Linked DNA regions of Homo sapiens: regions 1, 2, 3, 4 and 5 are each linked to region 6. The links are chromatin contacts, found by Hi-C or POLR2A ChIA-PET in ENCODE. All regions are on one chromosome and are shown on one strand. The core of a region is the stretch at or near the end of the contact, and the rest is flanking DNA. Distances in the headings are between cores, read along the strand shown.

Region 1 (2,700 bases), core at 85-2,584, 500 kb before region 6:
GACGGATGAGGAGCCAGAAGGGGGGTATGGAGTAGGAAGGTGATCTTCCCCTGGAGTCAGGAGCCCAGCAGCCGGACTCCTCTCTGACCGTCCCCAGTCAAACTCCTCTCCATGTTCAGATGTTCCTCCTCCTCTCTCTTTCTCTACTGCATCGTTCCACTGTCCGTCTGCTGGTCTGCTGGCTTGCTCGTCTGTTTCTGAAGCCTGGGGTTCAGGGTTTATATGGGTGCAGGATAGGGGGTGTGGCAGGCCAAAAGGCAACTTTTTCCGCTCAAAAACAGGAATGCCTGTCCTCATTTAGGGCCGTGGGTCTTCAGGCTTGAGGGTGGGGCCTTTGCCAGGAGCCACCCTCTTCTACCCAGTATTTCCCTGTCTCCTGTCCGTATCACCAGGCCATCTGGATGAGTACTTATGGAGAGAGTTCCTAGCAGCTTAGGATGTTGCTTCACCTTGCAGACTTGAGTTTGCAGATGCCAGAGAGAGGTTGGAATGTGTGCTAAGTAGATTGGGGTATGTGAAAGTCTCTCCCCTAGAAGGTCAGCCGTAAGGAGGCAGGGATCTTGTGTTTTATTGATTTTTATGGCCCAAGAGTCTAGAACAGTGCCTGGCACCAAGGAGGCTCAACGAATAGTTATGAAATGAGCACAGGAGGAATGCTGGACACGTCATTGACAGTCAGAACATGAACTTCCATTCTTGGGTGAGTGTCGTGTGGTATGGAAACAGCAATAATAATGCCTTCCATTAGTGGAGCCCTCTGTAAGGTGTTTACACACACATCATCTCATTTGATCCTCATGACAACCCCATGAGATAAGTACCATTAAGTGTTATTATCCCCAATTTACAGATGAGATAACTGCGGCTCAAAGAGTTCAACCTGCCTGAGGCCACATAGCTGGTAAATGGCAGAGCCTGATCTTGAACCCAGGATTTTCTCGCCCTAGACCCAATGCTCTTATCTGCCTGTGTGTTGCTGGTCATGCAAAGCTCTGAGTGTGAGCAGCAGCTGGAAGCCTCACATGAGAGCCAAGGCCCTGAGGAGAGCCACCGTGGAGCAGACAGAAGAGCTACCTGTGACTGAGCCCAGGCCTGCTGTGCACACGGAGGCTGCCAGAGCTCTCAGCAGCAGGGGCTGGGTGAGAAGCAGGAGAGGCGGGTGAGCTGGGCCAGGCCCCTCTCAGCTCCAACAGTGGCCAAGTGCCCCTCTCGGGGAGCTCCTGAAGAGACCGCAGGGCCTCACGTAGGCACCGCCACCCTCAGGCCCAGACATGCATGGCTCCAAGCGGGCCCTTCACAGGGCACAGATGATGCCAAGGATGTGGGCAAACTGGTTTGAGGAACACAAAAACCAACTCAGAGTTTTCTCCCTTTCCTCAACAAGGCACCAGACCTGGCTTGTCACACCCCATGCCAAAGAGAAGTCTTCAAAGTGGTGTTTGCTTAGCCCCCACATCCTCCTGACTTTGCCAAAGTCCCTTATGTCTCCCTGAATCATACCTATGCACACGCACATGCACGCGCGCGCACACACATACACACACACACACACGGTGCCCAGGCCACCCCAGGCTCCTTTCCCTGGGAGCCCTCGAGCTGAGCCCTGGCCCACCTCTGTCCACAGCAATCCTTCGCACTCATCCTGCAGGCTCTTCTCTCTGCTGTCTGTTCCAAAGGCGCCTTCCCTCTTCTATACTCCAGAGCCTGCCCCAGGCCCTCCGCCCTGGTTCTGGCCATGGGGGCTTTCCACTAGATTTATCTGTACAGGTGACCGCTCCCCGTGTAGCCGCCAGCTCCCTGAGGGTGGGGCTCAGGTCCCTGTGCTGGGACCCACCTGGTCTAGGGGTCACAACCGCTGGCCACCCTGCATCAGGCCCTGTCAGGGAGCCCTGGGAGTCAGTAGTTTAGCAAACCTGTCTGGGGCCTTCCCCCTAGAAGCCACGGGGGCAGTCATGAAGAAATGGAGGGTGAAGGTGGGTGAGGCCAGGACAGGTGGCGGTCCACACACTTGCTGTGTTAGTCATCAAGGGCACCCAGCAGGGCAGAGGTCATCCCTAAAGCTGTGGCGAAGGGGATGGGTGGGGAGAAGGAGACAACGCATGCCAGGGAAAAGGCATCATGTCAAAACATCTTGCTGGAAAGGCAGTTTTCCTTCCAAACTCCCCAACAAGACCCGAAACGGTAAGTGGAAGGATGTCTTGATTAATCTCAGGCTGACGTTTTGCATTTGCTCTTGCAGCCAACACACACCGAGCCATCAAATCACCCTCCTGCTCCGTGCCAGACTCCGAACATGGAGTCCTCATTCCTGCCTCAGCAGCACTGGACAGAGCTTCTCTGTCCTCCCCCCTGGAAACGAGCCCCCAGCACAGGACCAAACAGATCATTGCTTCTACCTAGTGGAGCTAATAGCTGTTCATTGACCACATAGTCACTGGTCCCCTACTCTCCCAGCCCCTTGCTAAGCACGTCACATGCATTATCTCATTTACAAATGGGGTGGTTCCCAGAGATGGTTCTGGGGACCACAGTGGAGTGGGGAGGGGGCACTTCTGACCTGAGTGGAGTGAAAAGACAGCTGGCCCAGTCTCTTTTTGCGTCTGCTGCCCAGCATCATTGTCAACAGAGTCCACCTCATGCTTAGGAATGGCCCGGTTTGGAAGGTCAATTCTAGGTTCAGAGATTGGCCCAAGGCACCCT
Region 2 (2,700 bases), core at 3-2,502, 390 kb before region 6:
CCCTGCTGTCTTTGGTAATACCTCGGTAATTTTCCTTAATAATTGTAACAACTGTTTCACCTTGTTTTCCTCAAATATTAGGCTGTTATTTCAACCAAGTGTGTTTTGGACTTTAACCAGAGACTATGGCACAAATTCTGAAGTCAGGTTTATTTATTTTTTATTTTTTAATTTTTTCCAGCTGTGGGCTGGCTCTGGCTCAGCCATCTGAAAATAAGTTATTTATATATATGTGTGTAGCCATATAGATATACTCATCCACATATACGAAGACCACTTCCAAGTCTTTTTTAGTTTGTTGCATGTGACCCCACAGAATTCCTTGGACCCAGCTGACCAGGGTTTGACACCCACTTCGTGTGATCTGGCCAGACCCAGCTACTCCAAGCCCCTCTCCTCACAGGGAAAATGGCAAAAAGCAGTGTGTAAATGTCTTATCAGGGCTCTGTATACATTAGATGCTCAATAAAGCTCTCATTTGGGGAAGCTGGATAACAGAAGTGGAAAGAAACAGAGGGACCTGGTTCACTTCCTTGTGAAATAAAAAAAGAGGAAGGGAGGGAAGCAAAGAAAGGAGAGGGGAAGGGGGAGAAGGTAGGATGGTGATGAGTGAATTATGCCAGCTTCCTGTCCTTGGGTAAGTTATTTATTTAACACCTTTGAGGTTCCATGTTTTTATCTATAAAATGAAGACAATAACCCCTACTTCATTTAGTTGTTTCGAGGATTACACAAGGCGATGGGTGCACCCCACACCCGATTTCTAGTTAGTGTTTGTACTGGACCTGCACGTAAGCACCGTAGATGCATAAAAAAAGGCAAAGGTTGTATTTTAATTTTTTCGAGCACCAATGAATTAGCTATGATGCCATTAATAGAATGAGATGTCCTATTACCATTAGATGATGTTCTTAACATTCACATTAGGAACTGTGGGACAGGCTGGTCCCCATGAACTGGGGCAGGCTCTGGGATAGTTGTATTTATAGGCCTGAGCAAGAGGCAAACCAAATGCAGTCGTCCCTCCGGCAAGTCAGCCGCAACTCCAAGAGCGTGGAGCTGTCAGGAACTGAAACCCAGTCAGAGGCAAAAGTGAACCACGCTGCTCTGATTTCCTTGCCTGTGGGAAAGCAGGGGCCGGGGCGAATAAACAGGTCAGTGGGTTGTTTCTTCTCCAGCACTGCTCAGAGCCTGAAGTCCTGCCGAGAGCTTAAGCAAGACCAGCGTGGGGGGTGGGGAACCCCCACAAATACATCGCATCTCTTATCCGTTAAAATTCAAGATGACTCATCATTTTGTCTTCCTGGTAATCCAGACAGGGTCACTTTTCCAAAGGCCAAATTCATTGGCAGGACTTTTTAACAGGGACATTCTGACTTTTTAGAAAAAGGCCAAAGTCAACATCAGAAAATCTTTTTTCTGGTCTGCGGTAATAATAGCCACTGTTTGTCAAATGTTACTGTGTGCCAAGCACTGCACATGGTGCTCTAGGTACTTTTCTTATTTAATTCTCACAACCCCGGGAGGCAGATATTTATTCCCATTTTATAGATGAGGATAACAAAACTCAGATTAAGTAAAGACAGACATTGGGGCCAGCTCACTCCAGCAGAGGCTCCCACGATGACCCTCCCTGCTCCTCCCAACTCTGCGTCCAGTGACCTCACATTGGTGGCCTGCAGTCCATCATGGGGGGAGTATTTACACCATAGAAATTGGCAAATTGTACAAACCAAGGTCCTTCTCTTTTTTTTCCTCTCTCATCCTCAACTTCATATTCTTTCTAGTTCATGTCTCCACAAGAAAATGAGCTTTAATAGAGCATCATTTGAGGCTGGGCGTGGTGGCTCCTGCCTGTAATCTCAGCACTTTGGGAGGCCGAGGTGGGCGGATCACCTGAGGTCAGGAGTTCAAGACCAGCCCAGCCAACATGGTGAAACCTCGTCTCTACTAAAAATACAAAAATTAGCCGGGCGTGGTGGATTACAGCCGTGTGCCTGTAATCCCAGCTACTCGGGAGGCTGAGGCAGGAGAATCCCTTGAACCTGGGAGACGGAGGTCGCAGTGAGCCGAGATGGTGCCACTGCACTCCAGCCTAGGCGACAGAGCCAGAGTCCCTCTCAATAAAACAAAACAAAAAAAAAGGGTCATTTGGCTGTAGGCGATGGGTCCTCAGGAAGCCGGGCTGCTGGAAGAAGCTGAGCATTGGCTAACCAGGGTCCCTTGCCCCTCCTTCTCGGGGCCTCACAGATGCTTGATCATATCCAAGTATTGCTGGTAAACACGTGTGAGTCCTTTTCCTCATCAGTGCTAAGCAAGAGAGATTCAACTGAAATTACAAGGGCTGAGTAAGCCGGAGACAGGATTTACTAAGTATTAATAATATGCTGTCACATATGGTTCTTTTCATCTTCAAAGCATTTTATAGCCATTTACTAATTAGTCTTGGGCTGCCCTCTGTGTGCAGGTACGATGCTCGATGACAGGCTGAACCGGCAGGAAGTATTTACAAATATACAGGTGACCTTCACTCGTTTACAGGCGCCACCGGCTTCTGTTGCTGTTGCGGGGTAAAGATAAAATCACGCAAACCCTGGTGTTTGAGTCCCTGGTTCTGGAAACATACAGTGGTGACTGTCACCTTGTGCTGAATCCCCTCTAAGAAAACCAGCCCAAATCCTCCCCTGTGGCAAGGAAGCT
Region 3 (2,700 bases), core at 14-2,513, 450 kb before region 6:
GTGGGAGGGGAAGAGGTGTGTGTCACCAGCCTCCTCCCCACGTTTTCCCTAACATGGATTCCTGTTCATCAGTGAGGACATACGGGCAAGGGCTTCGTTCAGCAGAGGACAGCATATTCCGGAGTGAAAAACAGTTTCCGTCTGTCTCAAGGGTCTGACGAACGTCATGAGCTTCTGAGAGGCTTCCTGTGGAGGATGTGGCTCAGGGGCCTGGGTGGCTGGGTCAGAGGGCGGGGGAGGTGGGGGAGGCAGGGGAGTAGGGTGTGAGGCCTCTGGGAGGAGGGAAGGAAAGTAGAGGAGCCTCAGGGGGCAGGGCTATTCCGGGGCGGGTGGTGAGGAGCGCCACATGGGGCACAGCTCCTTGAAGTGCCAATCACAGAAAGGTTAGTGGTGGGAGGGCCCGCTGAGGAAGTGGATTGTGGATCTGCCTCACCTGGGAATGAAGAATTCCCACTCATCCTCCCCGGCTCTAACACCTCCGAGGGCCATTACTACAGGCATCACAGAATTCACGCAATTCAATTCATTCAACACCCCAGAGTGAGGGCTGCAGGACAGAGAAAGACAAGCCTAAGTGGGTGGATGGTACCTGGAAACATTAACTCAAGTGAGGGGATGGGCCAGGCGTGGTGGCTCACGCCTGTAATCCCAGCACTCTGAGAGGCCAAGGCAGGCAGATCACCCGAGGTCAGGAGTTCGAGACCAGCCTAGCCAACATGGTGAAACCCTGTCTCTATTAAAAATACAAAAATTAGCCGGGCATGGTGGCAGGCACCTGTAATCCCCGCTAGTTGGGAGGCTGAGGCAGGAGAATGGCTTGAACCCAAGAGGCAGAGGTTGCAGTGAGCTGAGATCGTCCCACTGCACTCCAGCCTGGGCGACAAGAGCGAAACTCCATCTCAAAAAAATTATAATAACAAAAAAAGTGTGAGGGGATGTTTTCCAAAGCCCCATCCTGGGCAGTCACTGTGAGGACCACTGACAGAGTCTCTCTCATCTCCTCACTCTGAAAGCATTCCACTGGGGAGAGTCAACCCTGGCTCGGGGCTTCCTCCACACAGCACACGGCCCTTCCTGCAGGGCCAGGCTCTGAAGGGAGTTACGTGACGTTGGTCAGGTCAAGCTTAACAGAGGGAAGGGCAGGGCTGCGGGTCCCCAGGTCTGGGCAATTAGGCGGCACGGGAGAGTGACTCACAAGAGCAGCACGCGGTACCATGGCCACAGCTCTGAGTTCATGATAGAGGTGGGGAACCCGCCTGCCCATAAAGGAAATGAGAAAACCCCAAGAAAATACAACCCTGCTGCCACGTGACCTATCTCCATCAAGACTTCTCCCTGGCCCAACCCAGAGTGCTTAGGCCAGGCTGGGCCACTCCTGATGGCGGCAGGCATGGGAGTGGCTGGAACCTCGGGAAGCAGCCCTGGATGGGGCAGGTCTGGACCTGCCCTGGCTCCCACCCTCCATCATCCCTCACCCAGGAGCCCCCACAGTTCTGTGAGCAGAGAACACTCAGGTGCTGCGTAAAAACCGTGGCTAGCACCCCCACAGAAGGTTGTTCATTTCTTCCCTCTGGGCCCTGGCTGGTGCTAAACGCCACCTCCCTCTCTCTCTCTCTTTTCAATCAACACAATGCTGACCCATGTGTCCAAAGGAAGGAAAGCTCTATCTCCACTGACTCATCTGTAGGGCATTTGTGGGTAAGGAGACAGCTGTGGGAGAGAGGATCAGGACCCCCGGGGCTCTCACTCCAGCCCACCCAGAGGTGCTCCCACCCTACGCAGAGTTCCTCACCGCCTGCAGCTTCTCTGTCAGCTCCCGGCGTCGGTTCCGGCACTTGGCTGCAGCCAGCTTGTTCCTCTCCCGCCGGATGCGACGCTTCTCCTCCTCTTCAGGAGACAGCTAGAGGCCAAAGCCAAGGATCATGGTTAGAACAGAGACAATGGTTCACAGTATTTTTTAAAAACTGTATTTTAAGTAAGGCAAGAAGCCCTTCTGGAAATGGAGAAAGGAGAAGGAAGGGCAAGAGGAGCATGGCTGGACTCAGAGGCCCCAGAACATGTGGATCCCTGATGTCTGGCTGCCTGGGAGGGCTCTTTTGAGCTGAATCTGCCCCGGAAGGTGATGTCCAAGTTTAAAGTCCATGTTTAAACAGGACAGCAATGGGTCAGAGATTCACTGGCCCAGGCATGATGGCAGCACCTATCACATCAGCCCTGATTCAGTGCTCAGGCCAGAGAGAAGGAGCTGGGGATGCTTCTCCAAGAGTCCCCTCCTGCCAGCCAGGCGTGGCCCCACCCACTTAAGCAGCTTCTTCCAAACCCTGGCTAATTTCTCCTCCCATCACTCTGCCTGCTCTGCAAGCCTCATTATCCCCATTTTGTTAAGTAGCTGGGCCTGGAGTCCCCACACAGGTTAAGAACCACCCAGGGGGGAATGTTATGTTGCTGATGGGAGGGCCAAGAGTGCCACTCCACTCCCGATTTCCTCTGCCAATCCCAGGGTGCCAGCTGCTCACGGTTCAACCCCAGGTACTCCCCCACATGCCTGGTACAGTGCTAAGTTGGACAGGACATGCAAAAGGAAGAGGAGCCCCCAGCAGGTAAAATCCTGCTGCCCACCATATCTGTCCACTCAACAAGTGAGCACCTGGTTCCATGTGCAAGATGAAGTTCTACGGGCTTGGGATTTATCTGCGAACC
Region 4 (2,700 bases), core at 40-2,539, 300 kb before region 6:
CAATAATTACAACTGAAAAGATTCATACAACATATATAAGAGGGTACAGGGGAAAAATTCATTGCATGATTGTGCAAGTGATTTACAACCTTCTTCCTTAAAAGAAATCCTTTAAGGTCACTAAAAAGGGGTCATGTAATTCTAAGGTATTATAATGAAGACAATATTCCCAGTGAAGATTAATCCAGTAAGTTCTCAAACTAGTGTCAGAAATTACAAAACAGGCTTTCTGGAAGTAAACTCTAAAGATGAAACAGAAGTTTCAATTTGAGTCAAAATAGTGACAGTGGTTGCTGAAGGACTGGAGCTCTCTGAACTGTAAACCGGGCGAAGGGTGTGCTTGTGTGTATAATCAAAAGATGAAAACCACTTTGCCTAGTAGAGCTAACCACTTTCAAGGAAGTCTCAGTATAAAAATTAACCAAAATGTAAAAGTATCTAAAGGACTCAGTAGTTCCCATAATTAAAGCAAAAAGGCATTTAGTAAATTTTCTTTTATCTTTTTCCATATTCTTTTATCATTCGGAACAATATTAGAGAACTGACTGGTTTGATATTTTGTTGATAATTAATTTTCATTCCTGTTGCTTTGATAGTTTTTTTGCTTTTTTTTTTTTTGAGATGGAGTTTCACTCCTCTTGCCCAGGGTGGAGTGCAACGGCACGTTCTCGGCTCACTGCAACCTCCACCTCCCAGGTTCAAGCGATTCTCCTATCTCAGCCTCTCCCAAGAAGCTGAGATTACAGGTGCCACCACACTTGGCTAATTTTTGTATTTTTAGTAGAGACAGGGTTTCACCATGTTTCGGCTGATCTCGAACTCCTGACCTCAGGTGATCTACCCACCTTGGCCTCCCCAAGTGCTGGGATTACGGGCATGAGCCACTGCACCTAGCCTGATAGTTATTAATACTAGAAATGATAAAATTAAACTAAGAATCTTTATGTCTGATATGAGGTAAACATGGTAATTCTAAAATAATATTACACTTTCTATAGATTTGGCTTGAAACAAATTCTAACACATAGCATTGTGGTTCTTAATTTTAATTATTTTACTGATTCCGATTTGCTTTTCAAGTATATTCCTTTATATAAAGATGTGAACTGTATCCAAAAAAGTAAGCAGGTTTTGAGCAACATCACAGTTTTGGTTTTACCGATTTATGTAGTAGCCATCTTGTTTGTTGAGTGCTAAATATTCTACGACGAAACACTGTTTCTATAGCGGGCAGATGAAAGTCTACCTCGCTTAGCTCAGGAACTGAGTGGCTGCTACTACGACAGCTTTGTGTTTTAGTGGTGAGGTGACAGTGCGACATCAATGCAAATAATTTCCTTGGTTATACCAGGAATTGGAGAGCCTGACAAAATCAGAGCTCGGCAGAAGCATTTGTAGCAATAAACAGAAGCTTCTGATTTTTACTTAAAATTTCAAAAGCTGTCCTGATTTCTAATTTATTGGCCTTGATTACAGGCCTATAAGGAAAGAATTATTTAAATGACTACCAGAATTAGTCTGAAGTTGTTGATTTCCTCTGGCTTAAAAAAAAAAAGTCTTACCAGAAACTGTGTTCTCTGAAAAACAAAATAATTGCTTTCCTTTTACTTAATGTCAACTGAAAACCAATGAATGAACAAATGAACAAACAGATAGTTAAAGACAAATACAGAAAGAATAATACTAAGACATCTGTGTGAACATTAGTCATTTAAAATAAAGAAAAACATCAGAGTAAGAACCTTATCATTCATTAGACTGAATAAACACTGCCACCCCAGCCCCAATCCTACAGCTCTGAAATGGAGGAACACAGCAATCAAAGTCTTGCAAAGATACACTGGAAATAATGTGCAGGGCAAAATCCAAAGATAACTTTTTTTCTCTTTTAAAAACATAAGACTGTGGCTGGGCGTGGTGGCTCACGCCTGTAATCCTAGCACTTTGGGAAGCCATGGCGGGTAGATCACGAGGTCAGGAGATCAAGACCATCCTGGCTAACACGGCAAAACCCTGTCTCTACTAAAAACACAAAAAATTAGCCGGGAGTGGTGGCACATGCCTGTAATCCTAGCTACTCAGGAGGCTGAGGCAGGAGAATTGCTTGAACCTGGGAGGCGGAGGTTGCTGTGAGCTGAGATCGTGCCACTGCACTCCAGCCTGGGCGACAGAGCGAGACCCCGTCTCAAAAACAAAACAAACAAACAAACAAAAAAAAAAGAAAAAAATATATATGATTGTTTATAGTAATGACAGAAAAAGCTATATTGTTGTGTTTATATTATAACATATATACATGTAATATATATGACAATTAATAGAACAAATAAGCGGGAGGACAAGGAGCAATGTTGCTATATTTTACCAGAATGAAGGTATTATTAATCTTAAGGCAATTATGTTAAAGATGCATATTGTAATCTCTAGAATAAACCGCTAAGAAAGTAATTCAATATTAGATAGCTAAAAAAAAAAAAAAAAAAAAAGTTCAACAAATGCCCTTCCCCTTACTCACTGTGCTCCAGCCACGCCTGCTTCAGCAGAGCTCTTTGCTGCCTCAGGGCTCAGGGCTTTTGCACAGGGACTGCCTTCCCTGGAATTGCCTTCCTTGGCTGTCTGAATCACTGCTAAGGTCTCAGCGGAAATGTCACCCTCTATAGGAGGTCTTCCCTATAGAAGCATAGGGAAGACCTCACAGCA
Region 5 (2,709 bases), core at 43-2,542, 370 kb before region 6:
GGGTATTTTTAAATACTTACCAAAGTGATCAAAATTACTGAGCAGTTCTCTCTCCCTCTGAGGCCCTCCAAGGAGGCCCTCTGGAGCTTGGCCAGTTCCTCTGGGGCTGGAGCAGCTTGCAGCCAGTTTTTGCAACTGCAAAGGCCAGGACTTGCTCCCACGGGCTGCAGGCATCTCTGCTCCCTTGGCATCCCCTGGTGCAGCAGATGAGAAGGAGGAGGAGAAGGGAGGGCCAGCTGGCTAAATGGAGGGAGGGACAGGGTAGTCCTAATGGGCTCCTGAGCCTCCACCGGCCATGGGACCAGCTTCTTTCTCTGGCGTTCATCACAGATGTATGCACGCATCTACACATACCAACCATTCTCTCACACCCTGGAAGAAGCTCCCTGAGGGCAAAGCCCATGGGTCGTATTCATCCATCTTTGCATCCCCAGCCTGGAGCATAGTGTCCAACACTCACCAGCTCAATAAATATTTCTCAAATGCAAGCATTTGGCTTACTTAAGATATACTTTAGAATGATAGAATGTTGTAATTAATAGAAGGAAAAAGGAAACTGCCGAGGTCAAACATTACAAGGAAGGGGAAGGGGAGACTAAGGGCGGGAGGTTAGGATGGTTCCTGTGACACTGCGTATCCTAATGGCACGTTAGCATAGGTCATCCCTGTAAGTGCCTAGAGGGCAGAATTTGGGGATGGTTCACCCTTAGTGCCCTTGGTGCTCACCCTGTCAGAAGCTCCCAGAAGATGAATGTCAATTTGGTGCTAAATGAATGCCTGCCTGCCCAGGGGGTTGACCTGAGGCCCCAGAGCTAGTAGGCGGAGCGTGAGCCAGTCCTCTCCATCCCCCTCCCTCTCAGACTGCCGTGCCCATCATAACCTGCTTGATGAGAGGCAGGAATGGCTGTGTGGCACTGAGAGAGGCTGGGAAGATGGGTGCACCTGGCTGGGCTGGGGCTGGGAACGAGGCCAGGTGGTGGGTGTGGGGGGCTAAGGAATGTGCTGCTGCCTGGGGCCTGGGAACCCAGAGAAGAGCCCCAGCCCTGGGTTTATCTTGTCTCCCCATCTGCACCTGCCTGGTGTGCCCAGATGGTGAGTCCTCTGCTCACTCTGCCCAGGGCTGCAAGAGCAGGCGCTCAGCACAGACCATGATGTGCTGATGGCCACGTGGCTGCCTGGGGTGGGGTGCAGGGAGCTCACCACAGTCCCGGCCAGGAGGAGGGCTACTCACGCAGCTCACCTGCTGGGAAAAGTGGGCCGCCTGTCGGATGGTGGTGAGTCACCACCAAGCTCACAGATTACCCTCCACTTTTTAGTCATCGAAAGGGGAAAAACCAAAGGGTGACCCTGAAAGAGGAAGTGCCCAGGGACCCAGCAGAGCTGAACCTGGAATGTGGGTCCAGGCCCCAAGTCACACCCCAGCTGGAACAGTGCTCCGAGGTTTGTGCGCAGCATGGTCAGGCATCAGCCTCCACAGCAAAGTGCAGGACTCCCAAAGGAGGGCCTCAGGAACACTTAGGAGATCAACTCCTTGAGGCCTCTAACCTTCCCCTCCCCTGAGTCTCTCTAGGGCTTTGAAGTGTTATTTGCCTGGTTGTAAGTTCACTTTCTTCCACCAGATCTCAGCATCCAGAGGCCAGAGCTCATGGCTTCCACAGGTGCTCAGGCCCCTGCATGCTGGCTTTTGGACACAGCTTTTGGTCACCCAACACTCTGGGACATTCACCCCCCTGGCTGGGTGTTTGAGGATGTGGGGGAGGGGCAGCAAGATGGCCATGGTCCCTCCTCTCTTCACCCTTATCCCCCTGACAGCTGAAATCACACCGCAGACACCTGGCTCTCTGGGCTTTCAGACAGAAAAGCAGCAATTCCCAAAGAAGAAACTACTCAATGGGAGAGGGTGTCCAAGCTCCACTCTCCCTGCTGGGGTACAGTGGCCTTCTGGAGACAATGGCCTTTGGTAACAAGAGTAATTCTCACAACAGGAACTTCAGGTGGGCTCTGCTGGGGTAGGGTGTGGGGAAGTTCCATGCAGGCTGGCAGATGACAGAACGTCTGGCAGGAGGGGGCCTTACAAGTCTTCTGTAATCATGCAGTAGAGAGGCTGGGGGCAAGCACAGGAGGAGGAGATGCATCTGCTCTGCTGGGCTGCAGGGATCACTCCACACTGCACCAGCTCGGGCCCTGCACATGCTGACAGCAGGTAGCCCTGCGGCCCCAGGCTTCCGTTACAGAAAGGGAGGGAGGGAAGGAAAGGAAGGGCATATATGCAACGTGGATGAATGATATCCACACATGGTGTAAAGAAGGCTTGTTCAAACAGTGGATCACAAAATCCATTTAGTGGGTTCTGAGCAGCATTAAAATAAAGTGAAATAAAATCAGAGTGCACTGTATGTGGCACTTTTGTTTTAGTTATATATACTGGATTCAAATGTAAAATATCTTGTAGATTGTGGTTAAAAAAAAAAGTCTGGAAGCCATGAGTATAAGGAAAGGGAGGTGCCTACTACATGCCAGATATCATGCTACTTATTTTCATGTGTATTATTTTATATTTACTCCTTCTAACAGGCTTACTACCAGGCAGGTGATTCTATTTTTGCCAAAAATAAATCTACGATCAGAGATGGAAAGTAAGTTTTCTTTTCTTTTCTTTCTTGAGACAAGGTCTCTCTCTGTCTGCACTCTGTCACCCAGGCTGGAGTG
Region 6 (2,732 bases), core at 155-2,654:
ATTTAATAAACATTTCCTGATTGTCTACTGTGTGGGTCATCGGCAACAGATCTTGGAAATCACAGAGGATTCTTGCTCCTAGAATTTAACAATATATTATTTTAGAGACTAAAGATTTGGTTTGATAGAAATAATCTGGACATCAAATTCTTTCATATCTCAAATCCAAAAATTTCTTCCTTCATGCCATCCTTAGCGCACTATCAGGATTTGGGGTGTTTCTATGATGTTATTGCTTGATACCCATAAATCTGACATAAATTTGGCCTTCAAAAAGTTTACTATTTTTCTATAAAGCAGCACAACTTATCTTTCCTTTCCCTTCATTTATGTTAGGAACCAGAACATAAAAGAAACCAAGAGCTACATTAATAATCTTGTTTAACTCTACAGAAGATATGGTTTTCGTAAAGATGAAAAGAAGACAACTCAGAAGTATAAAAGATCTGTGCCATCATAGATTATTAAGAATACCATTTAAAATAATTCATGCATGAGGTTGTATCCTCTTTATAAACAGGTTCCTCTCTTAGGTGAACTGGGGTAAAGGTAATCACCATTCTACAGGAAAAAAAAAACATGTTGCCAAAATGTGACCTGTGAGTCATAAGAAAGGAGGAAAATTGCTCATTTTTCTAAATCTCACAACATAGGTCACCCATTATGGAATGAGAAATCAGAAACACTAAAACGATACTTTTATTTTAACATTAAATAGTCCAAAAAAAGTGCTTTAACTATCTCTGTTCGTATAGTTTGAAAATCCAGTGCAAATATTCAAGTCATACCCAAGGTAAATAGTCTTACCCAATGCTGATATTAGGAATAGAAAAATCTCAATGTTAAGGGAATAAAACACAGAGAAGAAATTAGGCCATGTTACTGTCCTTGACAATCAAAGCCTAAAACAAAATAAAACTAAAAATTCCCGTGTGACTCTGAAGACAAGCATAACTTCATTTGCAATGGGGAGGAAACTTCCACTAATGCACATATCTGTGTTATGGAAAAACCAGACAAGATTTACAAATGATATAAAAGATCACTCAAGTTTTTGCCCTAGACCAACAAAACGATCAGAGTAATTTCAAATTGCTACCTAGTAACTTTAGAATTTGCCAAAGTTTGAAGTTTTTTGTTCTTTAAAGGAAGAAAGCAGCAATGAGTAACAATAGTGTGCTTCCTGGCCTTAGGAAGAGTGAGACAGGAGCTCTCCAGCTGCACTTCCTAGCAAAGTATGCCAGCTGCCTTCTGCAAACTGAGATCAAATTGCCAAGAACTTACAGGAGAGCAGTTATGATGGATGACCTAAAATACTGATCTGTTGCAAAGAGGATGTAGTGCAAACCACACAGGAACTGACAGGAAATCAGCCCTTGGGCTGGCAACTACAGATTCAAGAAGGCTAGGAATCCTGGACCTTTGACAGCCAAATTTCATCATCTTCCTTTGTAGGAAGAGTTACATTTCTGAGAGAGCAGTCTGAAAAATCTTGTACAAAGCTTTTTGGTGTCTATTACTATTTAATAATACTGCCCCCTGCCTGAACCACTGGTTTCCTCACATGTGTTAAAAGCCCATCGAAGGTCCCAGAGCACTACTTGACCAAAAATCACATGTTTGCTGGCACACACCTTCATTCTCTCAGCCACGAGCCCACTGAATGCCATAAATGATTCACAGGCTGTCATGGTGGTAAGAAGAAAAACTAATATTTGGAGTTCACCAAATAGTGAGTCATATTTCTGGAAGAAAAGAAAGCCTTACAATTGGCAATGCTTTGGCATGAAATTTTAAAAATTGTTTTTAACATTAATATTAATTCGACGAAAGTTGGCAAAAAGAAATTGATTGAGAAACGTGATATTTGGTCGGCTTATGCCACATAAAAGTCCAGTTCATGCTCCAAGAAAAAGGATGAGTAGGATATCTATTACCTATTTCTAGACTTGCCTTCTGTACTCACTGCTGCCAAGTTACTCATTCTCCCACACAACACTTTCCATACTAATTTTGACCCTTAAGAATCAAAAAGAAGTCTTGCCTTCTTTGCTCCCAAATGCCAAAATGGAATCTTTTAGTATTTCACCTTTATAAAGGGAATGTTTGAAAACAGCCCTCTTTGGCTGTGACATCAGTGAGTTGCTGAGGCCTCCAAGGGCCGGAGGAAGCATTCCCAGTCCCTCACAGTGCTGCTGCACTCCTACGGTGCAATCTGGCAATGGCCAGCGACCAAATCTTTAAAGCTGTTTTATGGTATTTAACATATGGTCATAAATTGCTCAGTGCTCTAAAGAGGGGCTAAATTTGCCGCCCCTATTGATGAGACATGTTCTTATTTATTTAAATTTAGTGGCAAGCTGGCATTTCTCCAGATGGAGAGGTTTAGGCATAAGTACAAAGGAAGAACTAACTAGAAATGAGTTGTAACTTTTCTATACACTGAATGCAACCCCACAAACTCAGGCTTCTGTGCCCAAGTTTGTGCACCGCTATCAAACACAGCTTACCAAATAGAAAGACAATAATATGAAAAGACTCTAATTTCTAAGGGCCAAGGAGGGATGAAACAAATTTTATTCAGACTGGATACGAATTTTGTTTTTAATCTCCTTCTCTTTCTCCTCAGGCTAGCTCTATTCCCACCCATCTCTCTTACCTGTCTCTTTATTCCCCTCACAAATTAGATGTATCTGGTCTTCATCTGAAATCCCACATCTGCAAAACTCTCT

Evidence for each region. A loop is a pair of places that touch in the nucleus more often than their neighbours do. ChIA-PET counts read pairs that join two places held with the same protein, here RNA polymerase II (POLR2A). Pooled maps may share reads with other maps.
Region 1: a map of mammary epithelial cell shows a loop between it and region 6 (7-fold over the local background). The contact joins two enhancer-like sites. A Hi-C loop is called at or near these places in 4 of 168 maps with a recorded cell type or tissue (CD4-positive, alpha-beta T cell, MCF 10A, endothelial cell of umbilical vein and 1 more) and 14 of 50 pooled maps. POLR2A ChIA-PET finds 5 or more read pairs at or near these places in 2 of 52 experiments (AG04449 and endothelial cell of umbilical vein).
Region 2: a pooled map shows a loop between it and region 6 (3-fold over the local background). The contact joins two enhancer-like sites. A Hi-C loop is called at or near these places in 3 of 168 maps with a recorded cell type or tissue (cardiac septum, gastrocnemius medialis and ovary) and 9 of 50 pooled maps. POLR2A ChIA-PET finds 5 or more read pairs at or near these places in 1 of 52 experiments (WTC11).
Region 3: a map of endothelial cell of hepatic sinusoid shows a loop between it and region 6 (4-fold over the local background). The contact joins two enhancer-like sites. A Hi-C loop is called at or near these places in 3 of 168 maps with a recorded cell type or tissue (endothelial cell of hepatic sinusoid, heart left ventricle and prostate gland) and 5 of 50 pooled maps. POLR2A ChIA-PET finds 5 or more read pairs at or near these places in 4 of 52 experiments (A549, BJ, activated CD4-positive, alpha-beta T cell and 1 more).
Region 4: a loop to region 6 is called in a map of heart left ventricle, with 3 times the contacts of the local background. The contact joins two enhancer-like sites. A Hi-C loop is called at or near these places in 2 of 168 maps with a recorded cell type or tissue (heart left ventricle and naive thymus-derived CD4-positive, alpha-beta T cell), 2 of 37 single-sample maps with no recorded cell type and 8 of 50 pooled maps. POLR2A ChIA-PET finds 5 or more read pairs at or near these places in 6 of 52 experiments (BJ, MCF 10A, PC-9 and 3 more).
Region 5: a pooled map shows a loop between it and region 6 (2.4-fold over the local background). The contact joins two enhancer-like sites. A Hi-C loop is called at or near these places in 3 of 168 maps with a recorded cell type or tissue (cardiac septum, gastrocnemius medialis and ovary) and 6 of 50 pooled maps. POLR2A ChIA-PET finds 5 or more read pairs at or near these places in 1 of 52 experiments (WTC11).

The regions. Positions count from the first base shown.
Region 1 is chr2:28,452,690-28,455,389 of GRCh38, reverse strand. No RefSeq gene overlaps it. Among named protein-coding and RNA genes, the nearest start is that of PLB1, 42 kb to the left of the region's middle. RefSeq lists an enhancer at 2,633-2,700. Within about 2 kb of position 1,334, at least 2 of the 41 ENCODE cell types and tissues checked have a DNase peak (open chromatin) inside an H3K27ac peak, as active enhancers do; they include mammary epithelial cell, where a contact is called at or near this core.
Region 2 is chr2:28,341,208-28,343,907 of GRCh38, reverse strand. No RefSeq gene overlaps it. Among named protein-coding and RNA genes, the nearest start is that of BABAM2-AS2, 32 kb to the right of the region's middle. Within about 2 kb of position 1,252, at least 22 of the 41 ENCODE cell types and tissues checked have a DNase peak (open chromatin) inside an H3K27ac peak, as active enhancers do; they include gastrocnemius medialis and ovary, where a contact is called at or near this core.
Region 3 is chr2:28,407,959-28,410,658 of GRCh38, reverse strand. FOSL2 (FOS like 2, AP-1 transcription factor subunit) reads right to left here. Exons shown (of 4, transcript NM_005253.4): 3 at 1,793-1,900. Among named protein-coding and RNA genes, the nearest start is that of FOSL2-AS1, 15 kb to the right of the region's middle. RefSeq lists an enhancer at 1,107-1,186. Within about 2 kb of position 1,263, at least 18 of the 41 ENCODE cell types and tissues checked have a DNase peak (open chromatin) inside an H3K27ac peak, as active enhancers do.
Region 4 is chr2:28,250,105-28,252,804 of GRCh38, reverse strand. All of the region lies in intron 10 of BABAM2 (BRISC and BRCA1 A complex member 2), which reads right to left. Among named protein-coding and RNA genes, the nearest start is that of BABAM2-AS2, 59 kb to the left of the region's middle. RefSeq lists an enhancer at 2,505-2,700. Within about 2 kb of position 1,289, at least 3 of the 41 ENCODE cell types and tissues checked have a DNase peak (open chromatin) inside an H3K27ac peak, as active enhancers do.
Region 5 is chr2:28,324,759-28,327,467 of GRCh38, reverse strand. The region is part of intron 11 of BABAM2 (BRISC and BRCA1 A complex member 2); the gene reads right to left. Among named protein-coding and RNA genes, the nearest start is that of BABAM2-AS2, 16 kb to the right of the region's middle. Within about 2 kb of position 1,292, at least 10 of the 41 ENCODE cell types and tissues checked have a DNase peak (open chromatin) inside an H3K27ac peak, as active enhancers do; they include ovary, where a contact is called at or near this core.
Region 6 is chr2:27,953,828-27,956,559 of GRCh38, reverse strand. The region is part of intron 3 of BABAM2 (BRISC and BRCA1 A complex member 2); the gene reads right to left. Among named protein-coding and RNA genes, the nearest start is that of MIR4263, 41 kb to the left of the region's middle. Within about 2 kb of position 1,404, at least 28 of the 41 ENCODE cell types and tissues checked have a DNase peak (open chromatin) inside an H3K27ac peak, as active enhancers do; they include gastrocnemius medialis, mammary epithelial cell and ovary, where a contact is called at or near this core.